2 separate regions of the Homo sapiens genome follow, and region 2 is linked to region 1. The links are chromatin contacts, found by POLR2A ChIA-PET in ENCODE. All regions are on one chromosome and are shown on one strand. The core of a region is the stretch at or near the end of the contact, and the rest is flanking DNA. Distances in the headings are between cores, read along the strand shown. Region 1 holds the start of FAM83F (family with sequence similarity 83 member F). Region 2 holds the start of PMM1 (phosphomannomutase 1).

Evidence for each region. ChIA-PET counts read pairs that join two places held with the same protein, here RNA polymerase II (POLR2A).
Region 2: POLR2A ChIA-PET joins it to region 1 with 10 read pairs in IMR-90. The contact joins the promoter of PMM1 here to the promoter of FAM83F in region 1. POLR2A ChIA-PET finds 5 or more read pairs at or near these places in 2 of 52 experiments (Caco-2 and IMR-90).

What each region holds. Positions count from the first base shown.
Region 1 is chr22:39,991,891-39,996,749 of GRCh38, forward strand. It overlaps FAM83F (family with sequence similarity 83 member F), which reads left to right and starts at 3,064. Exons shown (of 5, transcript NM_138435.4): 1 at 3,064-3,641. The coding sequence starts at 3,153. LOC124905155 reads left to right here. Exons shown (of 2, transcript XM_047441700.1): 2 at 2,458-2,878. The coding sequence ends at 2,878. RefSeq lists an enhancer at 2,779-3,412 and a silencer at 2,987-3,106.
Region 2 is chr22:41,586,474-41,591,114 of GRCh38, forward strand. PMM1 (phosphomannomutase 1) reads right to left here and starts at 3,367. Exons shown (of 8, transcript NM_002676.3): 1 at 3,246-3,367. The coding sequence starts at 3,332. RefSeq lists an enhancer at 2,492-3,171 and a silencer at 3,566-3,715.

The DNA of each region.
Region 1 (4,859 bases), core at 1,814-4,313:
GAATTATCCATAATTTGGCCCCATATCCCCCTCTTTCCAGTCCCATCTTCCCATACTTTAACACTAGCTGCCCTTTACTGGCTGCTACCTGTGCCAGACATTCTTCTAAGTGGTCTATATCCATTAACTTGTTTCCCTTCTCAAATAACCTAGTAAGGTTGGACTTCATTTTTAAGAGACAGGGTCTCACTATGTTGCCCAGGCTGAACTCAAACTCCTGGGCTTAAGGGATCCTCTTGCCTCAGCCTCCCATGTAGCCAGGACTACTGGCCCATCACTGCGCCCAGCTGAGGTGGGACTTATTGCCCATATTTCACTGATGACAAGACAAAGGCCCAGAAAATAAAAATAACTTTCCTGGGGACACACAGCTAATATTAGGAAAGCTGGATTCATTCCCAGGACTCTGTGATATGAAAGTTCATGCTGTTATTTACCATCTCTGATATCCTTGCCATGCAAAGTTTGGTCAGTGGACCAGCACTCCTAGCATTACCTGGGGGCTTGCTAGAAATGCAGAGTCTCGGGCCTCACCCCAGACCTACTGAATCAGAATCTACATTTTAACAAGCCCCCTGGCTGCACAGGAAAATTTTGGAAGCACTATTGTAAACCACTTTCTACCAGGGATACACGAGTACTAATTAAGTCAAAGAAGTGTTCTCGTTTAATCCCTACACCAACGTGGGAGGTCAGGAGAGTTAAGCATTATTATCCCATTTTGCAGATGAGGAGACTAAGGCTCTGAAAGGCATCTTGAAGTGACTGAGTCCACATAAGCCTGATGCCAGCATAATGTTCTGACTAAACTCAGTTTTAAGTCCCTCCACCTATAATGTCTTCATTCCCTCTCTCCACCTTGAATTCTTCTCCTCCTTTTAGGCTCCACTTGAAATCCCTTCTTGCTGGACAAAGCCCTTCTTACCCAGTTCCCACTGGGCAGATTGCTCCTTCCTTCATATTCCCATAAGCTCCCTCCACATACCTTTCTCTTGGCTCAAATTCTTTAAGAAATGTACACTGGGTGCAAACTGTGTACCAGGCACATGGTAGGCATTGAGTAAATGTTTGTTGAGCCCATTTGCTCCCAAAGCATTTCTGACTGTGTTTATTAAAACACTATTGGGCCATGCCTGTAATCCCAGCACTTTGGGAGGCCAAGGTGAGTGGATCACAAGGTCAAGAGTTCAAGACCAGCCTGGCCAAATGGTGAAACCCTAACTCTACTAAAAATACAAAAATTAGCCGGGCACGGTGGCAGGTGCCTGTAACCCCAGCTACTCGGAGGCTGAGGCAGGAGAATCGCTTGAACCCAGGGGGCAGAGGTTGCAGTGAGCCAAGATTGCACCACGGCACTGTAACCTGGTCGACAGAGTGAGACTCCGTCTCAAACAAAACAAAGTAAAACAAAACAAAATAAACAAAAAAAGCCCAAAGAAACCACTCTCATTACTCCTATCCTCTTCTGTGTTTGTCTGTCTCTCCCACTGCCCTGAGCTCCTGTGTGTCTCCAGACTATTGAGTCTGGCATCTTGTAGGGCGTCAAGTCGTAATAAACTAAGTGCTCTCCCATCTAAGGACACAATCTGTCTATATGTACTTAAGAGTGGAGCATTACCAGGAGTGAAGCTTTCCAGTTCCCAAGAGGGGTAAAGGACAAGTGAGGTGATGGACACCTTGCTGCTCACCACTCCCAATCTTTGGGCTGACACAGGATGCCAGAACTGATTATTGTAAAAAAAAAAATAATAATAACAATAATGTGCAGACATTTGAAAATCTAACTCTCATTTTTTCCAGAGCATGAAAGGAAGGCCTAGAAATGGTAAGTGACCTTTTCAAATCCCCTGGGGTGAAAACCAGGTCCCCAATAACCTGTCGTTTCACAAGAAAAGGAGAAAGGGTAAAGGCGGCCGTGATGTCAGCGAAAGACCTCCAAGACAGAAAACCTTGCAGTCCCCGTGCTCTGCCTCTTTCACGGGAGACCTGGGCAACGCACACGTTGCTAGGCCTCAATTTCTTCAACTGTAAAATGAGGGGGTTGGAGGAGCTTGAAAAGCTCCTTCCAGCTCTGAGATGCTGCGCTATAAAGTGAGAGAAATGTGAACCTTTAGTTGTTATGATCTGAAAATATTTTGAATGTGGAGAATCAAATTGTAGAGCAGTGCATGAACAACATAATATGTTAATGACTAAGACGATTGTATTTAATCCGATGGGAAACAGCAGAGCTGCTGCCACCGCTGCTGTGTGTGTGCGTGTGTGTGGTGTGCACGCACGTGCGGTTTCCTTCCTTGAGCTCAAACATACATTTTGAATCACTAATATAGTAATCATGTCTCTGGCAGCCTATCTTGCCCAAACACACACGGAGAGACACCACACACCCTACTTCAAATTAAGGTGGGGGCGGGGGGAATTCCACTGCTGCTCTTTACATCATTTCTGTTTGGATAGCTATTTTTTAAAAGAAAGTTTTACAGTGAAGGTGTTGGACTCCCAGCCCAGAAGGGCTCTGATCTCAGAACTGGGACGCAAGGGTGGGGAGCTCGAGCTCTCATTAGCATTTCGCTTTTGCACACCCCCTGCCCGCTCCTCAGCCGTCACAATCCCGTCCTGCAGCAGGCCCCCCCACCAACACCGGACCCTCGACGGGGAAGGGGTCAGCTCGGCGGCCCCAGAGGCCACTGGGCCAGAACACGTGCTCCGGACTCCACGTGCGCGGAAAATGAACTCGTACCCGCGACGCGGCCGGCGGGGGCGGATGGCAGCGAGGGCCGGACAGCGAACCTTTACCCCGCGGAGGAGTCGGGGCCGGAGCCCGCACGTGGGTCTGCGACGGCCCCGCCCCCTGGGGGCGTCCCCTCAGGGACTCTAGCCCCGGCTGGTGGGCCCTGCAGGCCCGGGCCCGACCGCGTCCGCCAGGCCGCCCGGAGGTCCCGGCGAGCCCGGCGGAGGCGGCGGCCCCTCCCCGCCCGACGGCCACGCCCGCGCGGATTGGCCGCTCCCCGACGGCGGGGCGGGGCGGGACGGGCCGGGGCAGAGCTCGCGGCCAGGTGAGGCGCCCCGCCCCTCGGCGGCTCCAGGTGCGGCTGTGGGACCTCGGACCGCGGCGGGGCCGGGGCCAGGGCCGGGGCCGGGGCCGGGGCGCCATGGCCGAGTCCCAGCTGAACTGCCTGGACGAGGCGCACGTGAACGAGAAGGTGACCGAGGCGCAGGCCGCCTTCTACTACTGCGAGCGGCGGCGGGCCGCGCTGGAGGCGCTGCTGGGCGGCGGCGAGCAGGCCTACCGCGAGCGGCTCAAGGAGGAGCAGCTGCGGGACTTCCTCTCCAGCCCGGAGCGCCAGGCCCTGCGGGCCGCCTGGAGCCCCTACGAGGACGCCGTCCCCGCCGCCAACGCCCGGGGCAAGAGCAAGGCCAAGGCCAAGGCCCCCGCGCCGGCGCCGGCTGAGTCCGGCGAGTCCCTGGCCTACTGGCCCGACCGTTCCGACACCGAGGTGCCTCCTCTGGACCTGGGCTGGACGGACACTGGTTTCTACCGCGGCGTGAGCCGGGTCACGCTCTTCACCCACCCGCCCAAGGACGAGAAGGCGCCGCACCTCAAGCAGGTGGTCAGGCAGATGATCCAACAGGCCCAGAAGGTAGGCCCCCGCCTTCGCCCCCACACCGCTGGGACCTCGGCCCCAGTCCCCTGGACCGGGCCCCACCTCCCAGGCAGGGCCCGGGGCAGGCCGCCCTGAGCACCCTCTGGAAAATGGGCCCCAACCCGCCCCTACTTCCTGGGGCTGCAGTGAGGCCTGTAGAGCGAATGGCTGGGAACGTGTTTGGCAAATTACAAGGTGCTGGACAGATGTCAGCCGTCGGTATTCCAGCGTTCAGAGGCACTGGCTCTGCTCTGTACTTCTGAAACTTCCCTGTCCAGCCTTCCTCCCCAGGGAAGACTGGGGGCCGAGGCCCTGTGGTTAAAATGCACCACTCAAAGGTCTTGATGATAACCTACGTGCTGCCCAGAACATATCCCGAGCCGCTTTCTCATGTGATCGTCAAAACAACTTCAGGGAGTGGGTGGCGGTGACCTTCCCGGTCCCACCTCTGCCATGCTGCTCCTTGGACCACCCCTCTCCTCCCATAGTCAAAGCTGAGCTGGCGCCCTCACAGTCACAGCCTCTCCTGGGCCGGGTACTAGGCCCCAGCTGCCTGGAATGAATGGGGGACGGGGTATATTGAGGACCTACTGTGTGCCTGGCCCTGTGCTGGGCGCCTTGGCACAGCAGGTCACCTGACTCGGCAGCTCAGGAAAGGGCTCCTACTTAGCATATGTGTCCTGCTTGAGAGTTGGAAGGAGGGGCTGTTTCCAGGGTGGCTGGTGAGGCCAGTCCACTGTGGAACAGGTGGAAGACTTTAATCTTTATGCCTTTGGGTGGGAGTCCTGGGCAGCTTCCAGATCAAATGTAGGATGCCCCACTACATTTGAACTTTCAATAAACAACACATAACTTTTTAGTATCAGCTTATCCCAAACATGACATGAGACGTACTGATACTGAAAAATTCTTCGTTGTGTATCTGAAATTCAAATTGAATGGGAACGTTTTGTACTTTTATTTGCTAACTCTGGCTGCCCTACACTGAGATTTGTTAAGAAACAGCAGCAGCTTTTGGTGCCCAATTCAGAATAATACAACAGGAGTGGCTTGGGTTCACCACTCAAATTCCACTCAGTGAGTGAGGTTGGAGTCCTGGTTCCCCTCGAGGCTGAAGAGGCCTGAGGAGGGAAAATAGAGCTAGAAAGACCAGTGCTCAGGCTCATCTTCCTGGAAGGGGTGATTTAGGTAGTTGGGGTGATCTAGATAGTTGGC
Region 2 (4,641 bases), core at 2,117-4,616, 1.6 Mb after region 1:
TTTTTGGAGACGAATTTTTGTTCTGTCATCCAGGCTGGAGTGCAGTGGTGTGATTCTGGCTCACTGAAACCTCTGCCCAGGCTGGAGTGCGATGGCGTGATCTCAGCTCACTGCAACCTCTGCCTCCCGGGTTCAAGCGATTCTTCTGCCTCAGCCTCCCGAGTAGCTGGGATTACAGGCGCCTGCCACCATGCCCAGCTAAGTTTTAAATTTTTAGTAGAGACAGGGTTTCGCCATGTTGGCCAGGCTGGTCTTGAACTCCTGACTTCAGGTGATCCATCCGCCTGGGCCTCCCAAAGTGCTGGGATTATAGGCGTGAGCCACCGTGCCTGGCCGAAAGTTTTTAAAAATTAGCCAGGCATGGGCTGGCACGGTGGTTCACACCAGTAATCCCAGCACTTTGGGAGGCCCAGGAGGGTGGATCACTTGATGTCAGGAGTTCGAGACCAGCCTGGCCAACATGGTGAAACTCTGTTTCTACTAAAAATTAAAAAAAAAAAAAAAAAAAAATTGGCCATGCGCGGTGGCTCACGCCTGTAATCCCAGCACTTTGGGAGGCCGAGGCGGGTGGATCACAAGGTCAGGGGATTGAGACCATCCTGGCTAACATGGTGAAACCCTGTCTCTACTAAAAAATACAAAAAAATTAGCCGGGCGTGGTGGCACGCGCCTGTAGTCCCAGCTACTCGGGAGGGCTGAGGCAGGAGAATGGCGTGAACTTGGGAGGCAGAGCTTGCAGTGAGCTGAGATCACGCCACTGCACTCCAGCCTGGGCGACAGAGCGAGACTCCGTCTCAAAAAAAAAAAGAAAAAAAAATTAGCTGGGCGTGGTGGCAAGCGCCTGTAATCCCAGCTACTCAGGAGGCTGAGGCAGGAGAATCCCTTGAACCCGGGAGGTGGAGGTTGCAGTGAACCGAGATCATGCCATCGCACTCCAGCCTGGGGGACAAGAATGAGATTTCATCTCCAAAAAAAAAAAAAAAAAAAGATATTAGCCAGGCATGGTGGCACTTGCCTGTAGTCCCAGCTACCAGCTACTCCAGAAGCTGAGGCGGGAGAATCACTTGAGCCCAGGAGTTCGAGGCTGCAGTGAGCTGTGATAGCGCCACTGCACTCCAGACTGAGTGACAGAGTGAGACCCCGGTCTCTAACAACAACAACAACAAAATAGCATCACAATCAAGTTGATTTTTGAGGAGCCAAAGAACAATAACAAAAATAGCCTCACAAAACAATGCTTAATATTTGCTCTGGGCAAATAGATCCAGATAAAGGCCTGGAGGGAAGCCACACCACAGTAACCACATTAACTTGGGGAGCCGGCCAGGCTCCCCAAGTGCGGTCAGAGTGGACTTTACCCTTCTCTGTTACGTTTCCATTCTTTACCAGGAGAGTGTGCTCATGAAAATGTGTACGATTAAAAATTAACTTTCAAAAGGCACTAAGCACAGAGGCTGGCCCGTAGACAAATTAATAGGCTGTTCTTATTCAGGTTGTTATGTTTGTGGAGCAAAAGGTCAGAGGGAGGAGTCAGAACTGTGCCTAGGCCCTGCCACTTTTGTTCCAGTTCTTTTATTCATTTATTTGTTTGTTTGAGACGGAGTTTCACTCTTGTTGCCCAGGCTGGAGTGCAATGGCACAATCTTGGCTCACTGCAACCTCCACCTCCTGGGTTCAATCGATTCTCCTGCCTCTGCCTCCCCAGTAGCTGGGACTACAGGCACACGACACCACGCCCATCTACTTTTTGTTTTGTTTTGTTTTGAGACTGAGTCTCCCTCTGTCGCCCAGGCTGTAGTGCAATGGCACATTCTCGGCTCACTGCAACTTCTGCCTCTCGGGTTCAAGTGATTCTCCTGCCTCAGCCTCCCGACTAGCTAGGATTACAGGTGCATGCCACCACGCCTGGCTAATTTTTTGTATTTTTAGTAGAGATAGGGTTTCACGATATTGGTCAGGCTGGTCTTAAACTCCTGACATCGTGATCTGTCTGCCTCGGCCTCCCAAAGTGCTGGGATTACAGGCGTGAGCCACTGAACCCAGCCTAATTTTTGTATTTTTAGTAGAGACGGGGTTTCACCATGTTAGCCAGACTGATCTAGAATTCCTGACCTCAGGTGATCTGCCCACCATGGCCTCCCAAAGTGCTGGGATTACAGGCGTGACCCACAAGCAAATGGCCCACCTTTGCTCCAGTCCTGCTATCTTCCTCCCGGATCCACCCCTGCAGGAAGGCCTCCAGGGCCCAAGCCAGGGCAACTTCACCACAGAGGATGGGGAGGGGCATTCGGGACCTAAGAGAGGAGGCTAAGACCTGGGTTCCCATCAGCCACTGCCCAGTAAAGCCCATCCCACTGCTCCCCCACGCTAGGAGACCTGTTGGTTGGTCCTTGAGGCCCCCAGACTGGAGGGTGGGTTACCCACAGGGAGGGCATGAATGAAGCCTGCTTACTGATGCATCCAGCTGGTGAGGGGGCTTTTGGGGACTCACTCACAATGAGACCCAATGGGAGAAAAACTGAGCAGAGGTAAGAGGCTCAACACAGCGAGAGTCTTTAGAAGAAAACTAGACTCTTACCCTCACTATTCCTCAGTGTCCTCACAGCAAACAGGCTAGGCCTGGAGCCTCTCACATCCGGGTGGGTAGAGCTCATAAACGAATTTGAAAAGAAGCCCTCTCTGCTCCACGACTGGGGGTGGAAGGTAAAGTGGGTGATGGGGCTTCAGAAACTAGACCCAGTCCCAGGCCTGCAAAGGTCGGGGTGGGAAGACTCCGAGACGCCCTGTCTCCCACCAGATGATGACTGACGCTTGGCTGTGTGCTTGTGTGCCTGGAACCCCGGTTCAGAAGCCAGCTCCGACCACTGGTGTGTCGTAGGGCTGAACTAGGGTGGGATCCCCAGCTCAGGAGGCGGGGGCGTCCGTGAGCCAGGCCTTAGCGGCGTGTGACAGCCTCCGGGGAGGGAGGGAGCTAGGCCCCTGCTCGCAGCCTCCTCCCTCCAGTACTGGATCCAACCCCAGCACTCCCAAGCAGAACACAGGCAAGGACGCTGCGGGGTCAGTGACGTGAGGGCCAGGTCCCCTCACTCCCGGTGGGTGGCCCCGGATGTCAGGGGGCCGGGTACCGCCGCATCCCACACTCGGTCCCCGGGTGTCCACGGTCACGCTGCTGCAGACCCCACACTCAGCCTCGGGGGTGTCCGCGTGACACTCCCGGTGGGAGCTTCCAATCTTCAGGGTCCTACCTGGCGAGCCGGCGTGAGGGTCCCGTCCACGTCAAACAGGCAGAGGACGCGCTCCTTCCTGCGGGCTGCCTGGGCGGTGACTGCCATGGCTGCAGGTCCGCGCGCGGGGCGGAGTCCCGAAGATGCAACGGCAGAAGCAGCTCAGGGATAAGTGCTGACGGGGCGGGGCATTAGGGGGCGGGGGCCAGTGGACTGCCTGATTGGCCAAATGAAGAAGGGGCGTGGTCTAGGCGGGCGGAAGCGGGGGCGGGGCCTGAGCTGATTCTCATTGCTCGTGGAGGAGGGGAGCGCGGCATAGGGCGGAGCGGAGCCCTCCAGGTTCGATTGGATTGCTCCAAACAAGGCGGAGGAGGGGCCTGAGCCTGGGACCCGCAGGAAGTGAGAGGGTGAACCCGGAAGACAGGGGCGGGGCCAGAATTGGCGGGTTGATAGTGATTGCAACAGGCCGATTAAGGGGCTGGGTCGGGCGGGGCCTCTACCATGCAGTGCAGTGTCTAGTGGGCCAGGCGGGACTAAGAGAGCCGAGGTCGCTCCCCATCCACTCTCACAAGGTTTGTGGCCATCTCTTTGCCTTACAAATTTTGAGCTGTAGGAAATCTCCTGAGCCGGGCGCGGTGGTTCACGCCTGTAATCCCAGCAGTTTGGGACGTCGAGGCGGGCGGATCACCGGAGGTCGGGAGTTCGAGACCAGCCTGACCAACATGGAGAAACCTCGTCTCTACTAAAAATACAAAATTAGCCAGGCGTGGTGGCGCATGCCTGTAATCTCAGCTACTCAGGAGGCTGAGGCAGGAGAATCGCTTGATTCCAAAGAAGCCAGAGGTTGCGGTGAGCCGAGATCGCGCCATTGCACTCCAGCCTCAAAAAAAAAAAAAAAAAAAAAAAAGGAAAGAAAAGAAAAGAAAAGAAATCTCCTGAAGGCCTTTGTTCAGGCTTTGGACTTTGCCAAATTGCCTTCCCCGAGCCTTATTCCTTCTGTCCACACATAAGACCCAGCTCTCAGGGTCTACCTGCTTGGAGACCTTCCCAGATTCTTCTTTTTTTTTTTTTTTTTTGAGACAGAGTCTCGCTCTGCCCAGGCTGGAGTGCAGTGGCGGGATCTCTGCCCACTGCAACCTCCACCTCCCAGGTTCAAGCGGTTCTCATGCCTCAGCCTCCCGAGTAGCTGGGACTGCAGGCGTGTGCCACCATGCCCACCTAATTTTTGTATTTTTACTTACTTTTATGTTTATTTTATTTTATTTTTGACACAGGGCGATTTATTTATTTATTTATTTATTTTTTGAGACTGGGTCTCACTCTGTTACTCAGGTTGGAGTGCAGTGGCATGATCTCGGCTCACTGCAACCTCCGCCTCCCAGGTTCAAGTGATTCTCCTGCCTCAGCCTCCTGAGTA